Regions from separate parts of the Homo sapiens genome. Here region 2 is linked to region 1. A link is an interaction called in ENCODE POLR2A ChIA-PET data of the cell type or tissue named here. Cell type or tissue: A673. All regions are shown on one strand.

The links. Peaks named below come from ENCODE experiments on the same cell type or tissue, not always from the same donor. Only the 100,000 strongest peaks of a DNase experiment are listed, where the experiment ranks them.
Region 2: POLR2A ChIA-PET joins it to region 1 with 6 read pairs; 1 of 35 experiments calls an interaction of 5 or more read pairs at or near these places.

Annotation. Positions count from the first base shown.
Region 1 is chr2:122,496,503-122,504,502 of GRCh38, reverse strand. All of the region lies in intron 1 of LOC105373593 (a long non-coding RNA gene), which reads left to right. Among named protein-coding and RNA genes, the nearest start is that of LINC01826, 570 kb to the left of the region's middle. In A673, no CTCF peak of the experiment used is centred here; DNase peaks (open chromatin) are centred at 3,592, 3,992 and 4,622; H3K4me3 peaks cover 638 bases; H3K27ac peaks cover 6,272 bases.
Region 2 is chr2:122,199,694-122,207,693 of GRCh38, reverse strand. The region is part of intron 2 of LOC105373592 (a long non-coding RNA gene); the gene reads right to left. Among named protein-coding and RNA genes, the nearest start is that of LINC01823, 410 kb to the right of the region's middle. RefSeq lists an enhancer at 1,612-2,113. In A673, a CTCF peak has its summit at 4,119; DNase peaks (open chromatin) are centred at 1,793 and 4,033; H3K27ac peaks cover 2,394 bases.

The DNA of each region.
Region 1 (8,000 bases):
AGTATTATATTACAAGCATATTAACTTTTTCTGGCTGCAAATTTAAGTTCACTCTTATGATCAAAGCTCTTTCTCATTGCCCTTGTTGGATGTTATTCAGGGGTCATAAGAAGATCCTCCAAATTTTATTTGTTTACTTTTAAAATGTCCAATATCGAGAAAAAGAAAAACAATTCTTTTCATTAGATGTCATTATATGTTATGGCCAGATGTTCTCACCAGCAAATGCTTTAGGTATTCTCCTACCTAAATGTGAGATTTAGAAGTCACAGTTATCCCATAATAGCATGTCTTGCATTTGTGCCTAAAATTTCGCATCATTATGTTTTTCCCTTTCTCTGAGTAAAGGAGTCTTCTTATAAGTATCACCTCCCATGGAGTGATAAGAAGTCAAACTCATCCATCATGTCAGTGGGAAGAGAAGGTATAAATGATAGAAGAGATCCAAGTTTATCAGGAAAGGATAAAGGGCAGCTTACAATTTGGATCAAAACGGCAAATTTTGATACATCTGCCTACGCTGTCCCTCACAGCAAGCCTGGAGACATTAGAAAATAAAAATATAAGGTGTCAGAATGGATGTAAACTAGAAGAAAACAGAAATACTTGGAAAACTGAAGATACGTGGGTCTCACTATACAGAAAAATGGTGGCTGGGAGAAGAACAGAGCTAGGGCCTAAGAGACCCGAATAGGGCCTGAGCCCAGCTGGGGTGGGAAAACTGTAGCAGTTTGGAGCTACACCCTTTGCCTTCTGACAGAGCACCCTGGGCATGAGCTGATTGATGCCCCACACGCTCACACCCCCATGGATGTTCTCACATGGTATGTGAGCACACTGGTTGTTGTTGCTGGCCAGGTAAACACTCAGAATAGTGAGTTATACAAATAAGTACAGGGATATGATATTACCTGAAGGTCCACCTTGTACATGTTCCTGGTGTGAGAGCAGTAGCGTTACCCAGATGCAGGAAGACAATGACAGAACAAGGCCATGAAAAGGATGGCTACACACAGAGCAGCTTTTGTATAGCTATACCATTTATCTTGGACCTGGCAATTGAGACTAAAGAAAGGTGTTATCAGACAAAAGTAGTGCTTTGGGAAGTAGGAAGAAGACACCTTGGGTGCAAAAAAATGCCATGAAGAATTGAAATGGTTGAAGCTCATATTAGAGTACTTGTTTCAGACATCTGTCTTGCTCTTCAGCCCCTACTTTTACCAAGAGAGAGGAGGAAAAGTCTAGAGAGCAAACAGACTCAAGAAAACAAACCTGAGCTTGGGACAAAAACAATCTTACAGTATTGATAAAGCTCAAGCATTGAGAAAGAAAAGCAAAAAGAGGCCTATCTGTAACACAAGAGGTGAGTATTGGAGGAGGGATTTTAAAACAAACATTATTAGTATTTAAGAAAGATATAGAGGCACCTGCAAACATCAAGTAGGACAAGTTGTTATGGATAAGAAACAGTTGGGAGATATTGGACACGAAAAATAACGTTTTTGAAAGAATTCATGAACACCAATTAGCTGCCTCTCTAGCACACAATGTCTCCCATGCCCAGTGGCCCATGATTCCTATTGGCTTATGTGTGGTTTTCAAAGAACATGGCCTTGGATAGCTAACAAATATGTGTTGTCTCCCTTGCTACAGTGACTGATTTGTGCATTGGCATGTAATCTAAAGTGGTCAAATCAATGTGACTGTCAGATTCCTCCAGGGACTTGTGGGACATAGATGCTTCTCACTTTCTCTGGGTGATGTGGTATGAAGCCTAAAACCATTTCTCTACCATGATTGAAGTCAGCCTGAGCATAAAGTCTACACATGAAGATCAGATCTGAGCCCTGCTGATACTACAGCTGAAGACTGTTACATTTTGGTTGCACAAGCCATTAAGTTCTCATCTTTAAGATAAAATTTGTTTATTTTATGCTTGAAAAAAAGTGCTCAAACTGATAATAATAAGTTGAATTATAGAACAGATGGGTTCAAAACGAAAATTAGTGAGCTTAAAAGTAGGATTAAGAATATCTTTCCAAAAGCAGCATGAGGAAATAAAGAATGAAAAGTATTAAAAAATAAAGCTAAGAAAAATGTAAAAGCAAAAGTGTCAAACTGTCTAAAGAGAAGAATTAGTGACAAATGAATAATAATATATTTTTTAAGTTAATATTTGTGTTTTTAAAAGATATTAGATTTCAATTTTCTTAAAATAAGCTTGGCACTCTCTAATTTTTTTTAGTGAGAGTTCGAAGAGTGCCAAGCTTTTTAGGAGACTTGAGACATCCCCTGCAAAGTCATGCAAGGTCCCAGAAAATGCATAATACAGAGACTTTCTCTGATAGAACTTTTGGGAGAAGAGTTACAGTAATGTAATAAATGATTCCATGAGAAGACAAGAAGAAGGAGAATCAAAAACAGGGAAAGAAATTACCATTTTAATTTAACAACAGATGATATTGAGTGATGCACCATTTTGTGCCACCAAGAAAAAAAAAAGATCAAACTATGACAACATGCTCTCTTCCCACATTTATATTCTGAGGGATACTTATTTAAAAGTTAAAGTGTTATTTTTAAATGTGTCTTAGAACCCACAAAGTACAAATGCAAGGTATATTTCTGACTACAGGAAAAATATAACCTCATCATGAATATCTGCAACAATTTGAGATTAAAACTTCAGGCAAAACTGTCATTTAAATTGATGGTTTGGGGAGGTAACGATAAGAGAGTGGCAAAGCATTATAAAACTATTGCTTTTCCCCTAGGAGAGTATATAGTATTAATAACCTTCAATAACTGGGCAAAATGTGTATACATACATGCCTTAATAAATTAGGCACAATTTATAGCTAGAAATAGAAATAGGTAGAAAAAGAAAAAGAAAGAAAATAAATCTACCTAACAATAGTCGGAAAAAGAAATAAAACAAAGCAAAGAGAAAGCATACTAATTATAAAATAAGAGAAAAAGTGGCAGAAATAAGTTCACTTTTATCTGTTTTTATGATATACACATATAGATAGATTAACCAAGTAAAAGACACATTTATTAGTTTTAATAAAATAGAACTAATAATATATATTTAAAAGATGAAGAAAATATGGCAAGATTGAAAACAAAGAGATGGGAAAAATATAATTAACAAATGTTAAAATAATACAAGCTAGTCAGTTTATTATGACAAAATAGTATTCAAATAAATATTAAAATATGACAAAAAATAGTGCATAGTGACTTAAGGAAAAAATGATACCAAGCAGATACAATATTCATAACCTTATATTACATAATTATGTAGCCTTAAACTATGTAATATATCAAACAACAAAATAAGGAAAACACATAAGCTACAAATGTAGTTGGAATTTTTACACACACATGTAAACATATTCACATACACACATCCCAAAACACGCTATTCTCAAAATTATGCTAGTTTATAGATTTGAGCAGCATGCTTATCAAGTATAATCTAGTGGATACATTTTACAGTTCTTGTGCTATTCATTAAGACTCTGTATTTCTCTCAAAAGCATGTAAAATAGTGAAATAATTCATACAGGAAATCTCAATACATTTTAATGCACAAACTTTTTTTTCTGACAACAATCCAATTAACCTGAAAATCAGTGTCAAATAGATAACAAAAACCATTTTCAAGTTTGGAAAATTTAAAATCATACTTTCATCTAACCAATGGGTTGAAGGTGAAATCTTGAGAGTATTAAGTTCTTCATGCAAGATAGTTAAATTTCAAAATATCAGAATGTTTATTTAGTGGGAAAAACAGTGATTCTAAATGTGTTTATTTAAAAAAAATAAATCCTGGGTGCAGTGACTAGCACTTGAAATCCCAACACTTTGGTAGGCAGAGGCAGAAGGATTGTTTTAGCCCAGGAGTTTGCTAACAGCCTGTGCAATATAGAGAGACCCTATCTCTACAAAAAATAAAAAATTAGCCAGTGTTGTGGCACATGCCTATAGTCTAAGTCATGTGGATTGCTTGAGCCCAGGAGGTGGAGGCTACAGTGAGCCATGATCTCACCATTTCACTCCAGTCTGGGCAACAGAGTGAGATCCTATCTCACAAAAAGAAAGGAAGGAAGGAAGGAAGGAAGGAAGGAAGGAAGGAAGGAAGGAAGGAAGGAAGGAAGGGAGGGAGTGAGGGAGGGAGGGAGGGAGGGAAGGAGGCAGGGAGAGAGGGACGGGAGGGAGGGAGAGAAAGATAGAGAGAAAGAAAAAAAGATACAAAATAAATGAGCTTGAGTGTTTGCATTAACGAAGTAAATAAACCATAAACATAAATTTAAAGAAATTAGAAAAGAGATCAAGAAATATATCACAAATCCACGAATTAGAAAACAACAAAACAATACAAATGATCAGTACATTTAATAAGATAAACCTCTGAAAGCACAGATCATTTAAAAACAAGTAAGCATAAAAAGCAGTAACAACAGAGAGAAGAGTTACTAAAAAGCAAAAAAGCAAAAGCCAGAAAGAGAGAGAGACAGAGAAAACTAAACACAAATATAGAAGCAATCTTAAAATAATAGAACATTTTGGAAAAAAAATAAGCCACAACCCAAAAATGCATTTAACAGGAATAAATATGGAATAAATTAGGAATAAGAGACTGCCAGAATTGTCACAAAAAGGAATAGAGAATGGATTTAAAAACTAAGTTAATAAAAGCCATAAAAACATGAAGTGATCATCAACAATCCTCCACAACCACGCTACCTCTAAAATTTCCGGGTCTAAATGGCTTACAAGTAGATTTTCCCATACTTCAAAAAACAAAGTCACACTCATAAATGAGTTGTTCCCAAACTAGAAAAACAATGAAAATTCTCAGCTTTTTAAATGATATTAATAATGCTTAACACTTAGATGAGATAATAAAATGCAAAGATAAAAAATACAGACTAATTTTTCTTTTGAGCATAGATGCAAAAATTTTAAATTATATTTTAGTTGATGCAAACCATGAGTATATGAAGCAAAATGTAATTTCATGTAGATTTTTCTCAGGAACGCAGAATCAAATAAATTGTTACATTCTTATCAATCATTTTATGTCATGAAATTAACAGGTTAAAGTAGAAAAACACAAAATCACATCACAGAGGTCAAAATGACATTTAATAACTTCAAGACATATTCCCAAATTTAAACTATCTAAAGATAAGTAGAAATAGAAGGGAATCTCCTTAACCTGATAAATGCTATTTACGAAAACCTTATAGCAAACATCACACGTAATGCAGAAACTGAAGAATCATTTCATTTAAAGTAAGTAGTAAAATAAGAATGTCTTTAACAAGAGAGAATAAAATTATAGAAATTGAAAGAAAAGAAATAAAATTACTGTATATGCAGATTATATAGTCATGTTGACAAGATATTAGAGCTAATTTAAAAATTCAGCAAGATTGCTAGGTAACAAAATAACCTATAAAATTCTGAAGTGTTTCTCAATAACCATAATGAAAAAGGAAAATTATAATAGAATACTATATTCAATATCAACAATAAGATAATCACTATAGTATAAAGGAATTAACCTACCAACAAGAGAAAGAGGATAAGGCCTCTATGAAGAAAAGTTTGATTCTTTGTTTGTTTTCATTTTTTGTTTTTTGTTGGTATTTTTTTTTGAGACAGAGTCTTGCTCTGTCACCCAGGCTGGACTGCAGTGGCCAATCTCGGCTGACTGCAGCCTCTGCCTCCTGGGTTCAAGTGATTCTCCTGCCTCAGCTACCCAAGTAGCTGGGATTACTGGGATGTGCCAGCACGCCTGGATAATTTTTGTATTTTTAGTAGAAACAGGGTTTTATCATGTTGGCCAGGCTGGTCTTGAACTTCTGGCCTCAAGTGATCCACCTGCCTTGGCCTCCCAGACTGCTGGGATTACAGGTGTGAATCACCATGCTTAGCCTAAAGAAACTTTTAAAATCTATGCACATATACAAAAACCTATAACCAGAGAGATTATACTGTGTTTGTGTGTAAGAGGGTTTAATGTTATAAAGACGTCAGTTCTATATCAACTTAATCTATAATTTAATGTCCTTCCAATAAAATCCCCAATGAATATATTGTAGATTTGAGAAATTCTTTTATGAAATATATATGGAATAATTAGACATAAATAGTGAGTGCAATCTCACTAAAGTTACCTTACCAACTACTCAGACATACTTCTAGGCCATGGTAATTTAAACAATACTTTTTTGGCACCAAAATGGAAAAAATAAAGATGAAAGTAACCAACCTAAAACAGACACACACATGCATGCGAACTTTTATTATAATAAATATTGCATCAAAAATTAGTGCAGAAGACAGCTGCTTTGATGTGCCATGCTCTAGGTAGTAGAACATTATTTTATTTTTACTACGACGAAAACAAAGTGTAAAATGGCAGATGTAAATCCATCTATATCAATAATAACATTAAAAGTAAATGGTTTAAAAATCTAACCAAAAGGTAGAATGGATATTTTTAAAAATTAGGATTCAGCTATATACTATCAATAATACATTGAAAATAAAATCTGAAATATTATAAATATACACATATATACCATAGAAACAACAAATACAAGAAAGCTGAAATTGTTATATTAATTTCAGGCAAAATAGACATTTAAATAAAAATATGTCATCAGAGATAAAAAGGACCATTTAATAGTAATAAAATGATCAATCTATCAGGACAATATAACAATTATCATCATATATGCACCTTACAAGAGTCCCAAAATTATGAATCAAAAACTTACATAAACAAAGTGAAAAATAGACATTCCAACAATAGGCACTTCAATATCACCCTCTCAATAAGGAATAGATCAACGAGGCAGCATATCAAAAATAAAATTGAGAAATGGGAAAACACTTTAAGCCAACTAGACTTAGTAAGTATCTAGGTAATTTTTTTAACCAATCACAGCAAAACATACCTTCTACTCAAAAGCACATGAAACACTCTCCAGGATAAGCCATGTGCTAGCTCATAAAATAAACCTCAATAAATATTTAAAATAATAAAATTATGCAAAATATATTTTCATACTACAGTGGAATGCAATAAGAAAATAACAGAAGGAAATTTGAAAAATTATTATATAAAAATTAAACACTTTAGAATTTCAAAGAAGAAATTAAGTGAAAAATTAGAAAGCACTAATGATATTAATAATTATTATTATACAGCATACCAAAATTTTTGTGATACAAGCAAAGCAATGTGTAGAGGATAACTTATAGCTCTAAAATGTCTACATTTAAAAAAAATCTCAAATCACTAATCTATGAGAAAAATAAAAGAAAAAATTAAACCTAAACCAAAAATAAGGATAGAATAAAAACTATGGCAGAAATTAATAAAATAGAGAATAGAAAAACAAGAGAAAATTAATGAAACCAAAAGCTAGTTCTTCGAAAAGATTAACAAAATCAGCAAACTATTAGCTAGTTTAACCAAGGAACACAGTGCAAAAGCTCAAATTACTAGAAACAGAAATGAGAGAGAAAACAATACCAACAACCTTGCACAAATAAGAGGAATTATAGATAAATACTGTGAAAAATTCATGGCTATAAATTAGATAACTTAGATAAAATAAACAAATTATTAAAAAGAGATAAACTACCAAAACTGATTTAAGGTTCACTGGTTATTTCTATCAAACACTTGAATAATTAAACATTAATTCTTCAAAAGCTCTTCCAAACAGTAGAACGGAACACTTCCCAACGCATGATATGAAGCCAGTGTTATCCTGATACCAAAACTACACAAAGATACCATGATAAAAAAAATCTACAAACCATTATCTCCTTTTTTTTTTTTTTTTTTTTTTTTGAGATGGAGTCTCTCTCTGTCACCCAGGCTGGAGTGCAGTGGCGCGATCTCAGCTCACTGCAAGCTCCGCCTCCAGGGTTCATGCCATTCGCCTGCCTCAACCTCCCGAGTAGCTGGG
Region 2 (8,000 bases), 300 kb after region 1:
TATTCCACAGCACCATTCTCCACTCAGCTTTGGACTCTTGGTTCTGCCTCCCAAGCCCCTCCAAGCTCCCAGGGGAAGACAGTGCATGAAAGGGCAAAGCCATCTGTTGGCAACGCTCCTCGTCCTATCAATCCCCAGACACATGGCTTGTGGGTCACAGGATCATGGCTGTCCAGAGAGCCTTTTGTGGGTCCATACAGACGGTCTTCTCAGCGCTGTGAGACGGAGGTTTTGTGCTGTCTTGTAGAACTGGCAGAATTCATTCAAAAGTGTGCTCATAAGTTACCTCACTCTTTTCTATCTCTAGCTAGAACAGCCTGACCCTGGAAGAGCAAAATAAGAACGTTCTCTACATTAGCTTAAAAACATCCTTATCAATAACTTTTCAGGTAAGTGGTAAAAACGAGTCTGAACAAATCACTGGCTTAGCCATTGTGTTAGGCAATTTCATAAAAATAACTTTAATGTCCTTTCTTGCACAAGTTGGGAGAAGAACACAGAAGCACTACCTTGATGTTCAGCCCAGAGAAGGGGAGGCAGCAGTAGCCCAGGGCCTCCCAGGCTCACTGCGGTGCGTTCAGCGCTGTCCTGTGGAGCATCTGGAATGGCCCTGCTGGGGTTCACGCAGCACCTGCAGAACCCAGAGATTCCTACCTCAAGATCTTCTTTGTAAACATAATAGATGGCCTTGCAAACATAACTCTGAAGTGCGATGTTTATAGATCATTCTTTTAAAAATCTTCAAGGATATGTCAACAACTATTTGAACAGGGAAATTTTAGGAAGTCAACTTTATTTGTTCACAGGATAACTTCACACCAGTAGTTTCCACCTGCATCTGTATAGCCAGGGGCCCTTCTCCATTCAGGGAAAAGCTTTAGAGAAATGTTCAAGAAAGAAATATTGCAAAACCTCCTGCACTGTTTTCAGGAGGAGATCATTTTAGGAAAGCTCTCTTTGTGGTTGCATTCCAGTGAAATACACAATACAGAGTCTTAAGAAGGGAGCTTGATACAGAGCAGTGACTGATTTGCCCCCAGATTCAGGCACTGAGTGGGTGTGAGTGTGCAGGGATAAATGTGAGCATCTCCAGCTCAGTGGTGGCAAGGACAGCTACACCTCTTGTGTCTTAAGCACTTAGCAATATGTTTGACTTATAGTGGGTACTAGAAAAAAGCTAAAAGAATGAGTGAATGGATATGCAATCTAAACTCTGGTTTCCTTGTCTGTAAAAAGAAACAACAATTATAAATTTCCAGGTCCTGCCAACCTCAGGCCATGAGCATCAGAAAGTAGGGTAAGCATACACACTCATTATTGTGTCTTTCAAGCAGACTCTTCAGATGCATGCTTTCGTATCCCCATCCACTCTTGAACTCGGTGTTCTGCAGTGTGAGTCACTCATGGAGAGTCGGTCTTTGCAAAAGGACTTGACATTCTTGGAGAGCAGGAACTGGCCATGTTTATCTCTGTGTCCTCATGCCTGGTACCAATGACCAGAGCTGTTTTGAAAGGGTCCTGGGGGGCACTCCCCCAAGAATGTCTCTCTGAGCCCAAATCCTGGTGGCCACATGCTGTTGGGGCCTTCAGAAGCCAGAGCATCAGTGGAAACTGACTTGTGCCTGAACACCAGTGGTGAAAAATGAAGTTAAACATCTTCATTAGGAAATGTCAGGCACATGAAGGAGGAAATGCAGAGCAGGGAAGAGTGGGCACAAGGAGCATGTATAATGAGGCCCAGAGCTACGGGGTGCCAGCCACAGGGCTGGGAAAGATTCAGCTGACTGCTGTGCAGCACAGAGGGTGGAGAGCCTGGGGCTGTTAGCATCCCAACTTCCCATGGTTAACTCCTGTTCCCTCTGACTGCTAAGTAGATCTCTGCTCCCTGGCTGTTAGTGGAGGAGTTTGTCAAGATAAGAAATGCACTTGGAAACATTTTACATCTTCCACACAATTGGCTTGTTCACAGTGTAAGTTTGCCACAAGCAAAGGCATTCAAGCTCTCCCCAGACACTGCGAGCCTGCAGTTCATACTCAGATCTTGAAAATACTTACCAAGCTCTCTGCATTACCTTGATTTCCACAGAAGGAAGATCGGGGCAGGGTACACACAGAACTTCATCAAAGCAAGAGATATTTAAATATATTGCTCATCTTCAGCAGGAAATGGTATTTCCATGTTATCTTTCTCCAAGAGAAAAAGAAACCTTTTCACTTTAAAGGCATCCCTGATCTGCCCGGCCAACTTAAAGCATTTTCTACATCAGGATTGGCAAACACGTGGCACTTATAGCACCGGCGAGCCCTTCTGCGTCCATGATAGGCATTGCTTACCAACTACTGCACATGGAGATGCAATAATTCAGCTTCAGAATCCTTCTCAACACTGTGCTTCACGCAGTCACTGTAATCAAATGATATTAGTCATGGAGCCCCTGCTATGCTAGATACTTCATGAGCTAGCCCTCTGACCTAATCTCCTGACACTCTCAGAATGCATTTGCTACTTTTTCCTGCCCCTTCTTCTGATAACTGGCCCTAATTTACTTTGAGGGACCACCCACCCTCCACACGTCCAGTTCAAGTGGCTCAGGTGTAATCATTGTACTCCTGGCTCTGGGGGTGGATACATGAGCAAGGCCCAACCAGTCAGAACATCGAATCCCCCTGGCTTGAGACATTAGACCAGAGATACTCATGTGGTCTAATCTGGTCCAAAAGACTCAATCTTGGAACTCAAACCACAACAACTGAGAACAAATACACTTACTTTACATCTAGACCCAGACTTGCAAATTTGTAAGCCTTGAGCCCAGAAAAGAGAACTTCTCTGAGGGTCACAGAGACAGTGAGAGAGAACATTTGCGTCCCGGTGAGTCACGGCATCATTTGATTCTATGTCTTCTGATGTTTTTGAAGCCAGGTCTACCTGTGCCCTGTTTCAAATATATGAGGCAATAAAGCTCATTTTTAAAAAGCAACTAAAGTCAACTCGATTGAATTTCTGTCACTTGTAACTGAAACAGCCCCAATGGTGCCCTCACTCACTTCAACTTGATGATTCCCTTGGCTGGTAATGGACTCCAACAGCAGTGAGATCATACAAAGCCACCAGGACCTACCCTAACGAAGTGAGTTGAGGCACACTTGTTAGAGGCCAAGGCCACACACATATGCCCCACATCCAGAAAGCTAGTCCCCACCCCACACAGGTCGCCCTCAGAGGAAGTAGTCATAGAAGAGCTGTTACAAAGAAAAGACGTCTCTGCAGGTGGAAGCCTTTCATCACAGGCACCTCAGAGCCATCCAGTCGTACAATTCCTGAGCACAACCATGTCTTATGGGTCAGCAAGCCTGGCACTGTTGCTGGGATTCACCAGCTCTGCTTCCACAGACATAAACTGGAGAAGCAAGCCCAGGACATGACCACTGCCCATGATATAGATCCGTACCACTCGCGCTGGCCTGCTGCTGGAATCACAGTAGATTCTCCTCCGGTAGTTCCTGGGTGAGCTCTTTCTTGCACCTCTCATTTTCTGCCCCATTTCAACCTTCAGTGCCATCTTCCTGCCCCATTGTGACTCCCCAATATCCATAATCTGACTCTTGACAACTCTGCAACTGTAGGGTGTGGCCCAGCTGTGGGATCCCCTTTTCTAGTGAAAAGCTCCCACTTTTAGTTTCTTAAAGAGGATCTTGACACAGGTCCAATTTGTTCTGGAGTCTTTGGTTTCTATATACGAAGGCAGATCAAAAGTGCCTTGCAGACATAGCTGAGTTTGCTTATGAGGGCTGGATCAGAATCCCTGTTCCCTATTATTACAGAAGCCGTAAGAATACCAACATTCTCCCCAGTGGCTCAAAACTGAGGGTTAAAATGTTAATCAGGAGTCACCAGAGATGCATGAGTCAGGATTCAGACATTCTGCACACCGATGCCAAGAAAGTACACATATTTCAAGTGTTAAATCCCTATTCTTTTCCAGGGAGCTCAGATTTCAGCGATCATACTGAATGGGGATATTTGGGCTTGTTTCTCAGCATGGACCAAGAGAAACAAAAGAGTGCAATATAGCTCCCACTGTTAATAACAGATGCCCCCTTCCGGAAGCTTTGTCAAAACCTCTTAAGGAACACATGTGTCTCACTCACTTCTTGGCTATATCACTCTTCTGGCTTCAGCAGGAACACATTTCATGCCCAGGAGAAAATGCATCAGTGAGAGAAAGACTTCAGTGTTTCTATAAACAAAAACAACTCTAGCAAATCCCCATAAAGAATTGTTTCCTTTCATATGAGAGCCCAACTTTTAACAGCTTTCAAGTAATCTTTGAAAATATATTCATTTTTAGAAACTAGTTTCCACCAGGATATAAGACATTTAGAAGAAACCAACTATATTACTTTTCTGTCCTTGGAAACTACCCTTGCAAGCAAGAACAATTGTGAAACTATTTCTAGTGGTGATAAGACTTTTGCCCGACACAAGCTATTTTCTGTATCGCATTTCTAAACTCCCAGATAGTTTACAGAAATCATCCCCCTTCCCTCTATTGAAACTGCCTTTGCAAAAAATTATAACTGAGAAAATTATGATCTTGCTTCTAACCTCCGAGCTGTCATGGTTCATTCCTGGGCATAGGCTGAACTAACTTTGCAGGGAACTTACTCTATAGTTTAATTTTGAAACAAGGACGATAAGAGCTCTTCCCCAAAACAAAACTCCTTTTTGCCAGGGAACGATACTGCCTTTGCAGGGCTAACAAATTAGCCACAGGATTAGAAATTGTGGTTTAGGAGTCATGTAGTTGGAGGCTACAAGATTCTGAACCTCCCCAATTTGCTCCTGGGGATAACATCCCTGGTGTAAAACCTAAGACCAGTGCTTGAGATATTTTGCAGCCCCTGTACTCAATGGATCAGCTGGCACCACCAAAATCGATAAACTAGCTAATCTGGTCTTGTGGCCCCCACCCAGGAACGGACTCAACACAAGAAGACAGCTTCGACTCCCTACGATTTCATCTCTGACTCAACCAATCAGCACTCCCCCGACTTCCCGGCCCCCTATCCACCAAATTATCCTTAAAAAACCCAATTCCCAAGTTTGTAGGGAGACTGATTTGAGTAATAATAAAACTCCAGTCTCCTGCACAGCCAGTCTGTGTGAATTAAACTCTTTCTCTATTGCAATCCTCCTGTCTTGATAAATAGGCTCTGTCTAGGCAGCAGACAAGGAGAACCTATTGGGCAGTTACACTAACACCACCTCTGCTTCTGCTCACAAGTGAGTGCCTTAGGTACCAGGTCCTGCAAGGTGAAAATGGCTGTCAGCCCTTGTCACTATCTCTGCTATCCTAGGCTCTCCCCTATGGCACATAGGCAGAGGCCAAAACCCACATTTCCCAGACTGTTTTGCTAGCATGGTGCCTTTTTTGAATCTTCCAATGAGAAACACTCATGAAAGATCTGGGGTGGAAAAAGAAGCAGAAGCCATCATGGTTCCAGCAGCTGGCAGATGAGCATGAGGCACTGCACAGTTTCTGGAACCTTCCCTATGAATCACACCCTTGGGCGATGAGCCGCTGAGCTCATCAACAGCTCTCACTTCTCTCTCTCCCTGGAGTCTGTGGGGCTCTACCCACAGTTAAGAGTCTGAAGGCAATGCAGGGCGATAGGGATGGCCCTTGAGGAAATCTGCATCTCCTTATCAGTGAAAGGCCTAGGAAGGACATCACAGTGTCCCCACACAAGGGAGAGCTGACCTCTTCAGAGAGGCAAGAAGAGGCCTCTTCTGCTGACAAAGACAGCCTGGCAAAAAGTGGAGGCCTAAAGTATCAGCTTCATCAGAATCTAGGCAAACATCCCCATTCTGATTCTCAGGTCCTGCTCTTTCTCAACCAGGGTTCTAACACTTACATTAAAAATGTGGTCTAGCTGTGAAGTCAACTTTGGTTAGATGACTATAACCTGTAGGATCAAACTGTGCCTGGAAGGAGAGATGGCCAAAGGTGTAGAGCTACACTGATTCATGAGCTGTAACCAATGGTTTGGCTACATGGGTGAAGGTTTCAAAGGAGTTAGATCAAAGAAATGTTAGCAAAGAGTTTTGAGGAAGAGGGAGGGAGATGAACTTACCAGAAGGAGCACAGAGTGTGGAGATATCTGTGTCCCATGTGACTCTTTACCAAAGGGCATCTACTGCAAAGGTTGGTCTAGTAATCAAGTGGAGATGATAATTCCTTCTAGGCAAGTCAGTGTCTTTGCCCAACTCCCCAGTGCCTGCTCAATGGGCTGCTGAGCAGTGTGGCCAGGACATGGATTGACATTACACATCAGCTCAACAATACAATCTCTGCTGGCTGTTACCATTGCTAAATGCCCCACCTGCTGAAATTAGGGATGGAAACCGAGTCCATAATATGGCATGGTTCCATAAAGAACCAGCCAGATACCTGGTGGCAGTTCCCTTCTAGTGAAGGGTCAGTAGTTTGTCCTCACTAAAATAGAGTGAGTCAATTCATCCATCTCAGCTCTATTTTAGTGATTTGGATTTGTCTTCTCTGTCCCTGATGCTCTGCTGGACTGTCATCACTGAACCCACTGAATGACTTAATTATTGCCATCATATTGCTTCCACATAACATCGCTTCTCACAAAGAAATTCATTTCAGCAGAATGAATAAGGCAATGGACTTGTGCCCTTGGTGTTCACTGTTCTTACCATTTTTCCCATCATGCAGAAACCACTGAATATCCTAGAATATTGCAGTGGCCTGTTAACAACTTAGTTGTGGCACTAGCTCAGAGACACCACCATGCAGAATTGGGAAGCAATCCTATAAAATGCAGCGTATGCTGTGAACCAGCAACCAATTAAGGACTCTGTTTTTCTGACTGTCAAAATATAAGGGTAGGAGATCAAAGCAATGAAAGAGTAGCCACTCTCACTGTTATTCCTATAACAAACTTGCGACATTTTTCCTCATGTCTCCATAACTTTGGGGTCTGCTGCTTTAGAAGTCTTTGTTCCCAAGGCAATAATGCTTTCATGAGGGACACAACGATTGTTCCACTCAACATAAGTTGAGATGACTATCTGGCCTTCCACTAAATCAAAGGCAAAAAATAGTTACTGTACCAACTTTAATGATATTTCTTAATTATAAAGGAAAAACAGAGCCATTGTTAAACAATAAGGACAGTGAGGTATGCATCAAGAAGCCATCGTATTCCCTGGGGAAACATGCAGCGATTTTGTGCCCAACATCAAAAGTCATTAGGTACTGACAACCCAGGACAGTCGGTACCACCAAGGATACAGACTCTTCAAGAGTAAAGATTCCAGTCGTCCCACCAGGTAAAGAACTTTGATCAGCTAAAGTGTTTGTTGAGGGCAAAGAAAATTTGGAATGGATAGTGGAAAACAAAAATTAAAAATGGCAAGTATGGCCTCATAACCACTTGCATAAGTTGGGGGCAGAGCTATGTATATCCCTTGACTGTTATTTATTGTTGGCCCTTGAATAACATGGGTTTGAACAATGCAGGTCCACTTATGCACAGATTTTTTTCAATAAATATATTGGAGAATGTTTTTGAGATTCATGATAATTTAAAAAGACTTGAAGATGAACTATGTAGCCTAGAAATATAAAAAATATTAAGAAAATGTTAGGTATGTCATGAAAGCATAAAATATGTGTGTTAATTAACTATTTATGTTGTCAGTAAGGCTTCCAGTCAACAGAAGGCTCTTAGTAGCTAAATTTTGGGGAAGTCAAAAGTTATACTCAGATTTTTGACTGTTCGGAGGATCAGCTCCCCTAACCCATGCATTGTTCAAGGGTCTGTATATATTTGGTATATATTAACCCATTTATTTTCCCCTCCTATTCCTTTATTTTATATAATGTGTGTTAATGATGTTTATTTAACGTTATAATTTAGTCTTTAGGTGATACGATATTCAAGGAGAATTGTGACTGATGCAGAAGGGC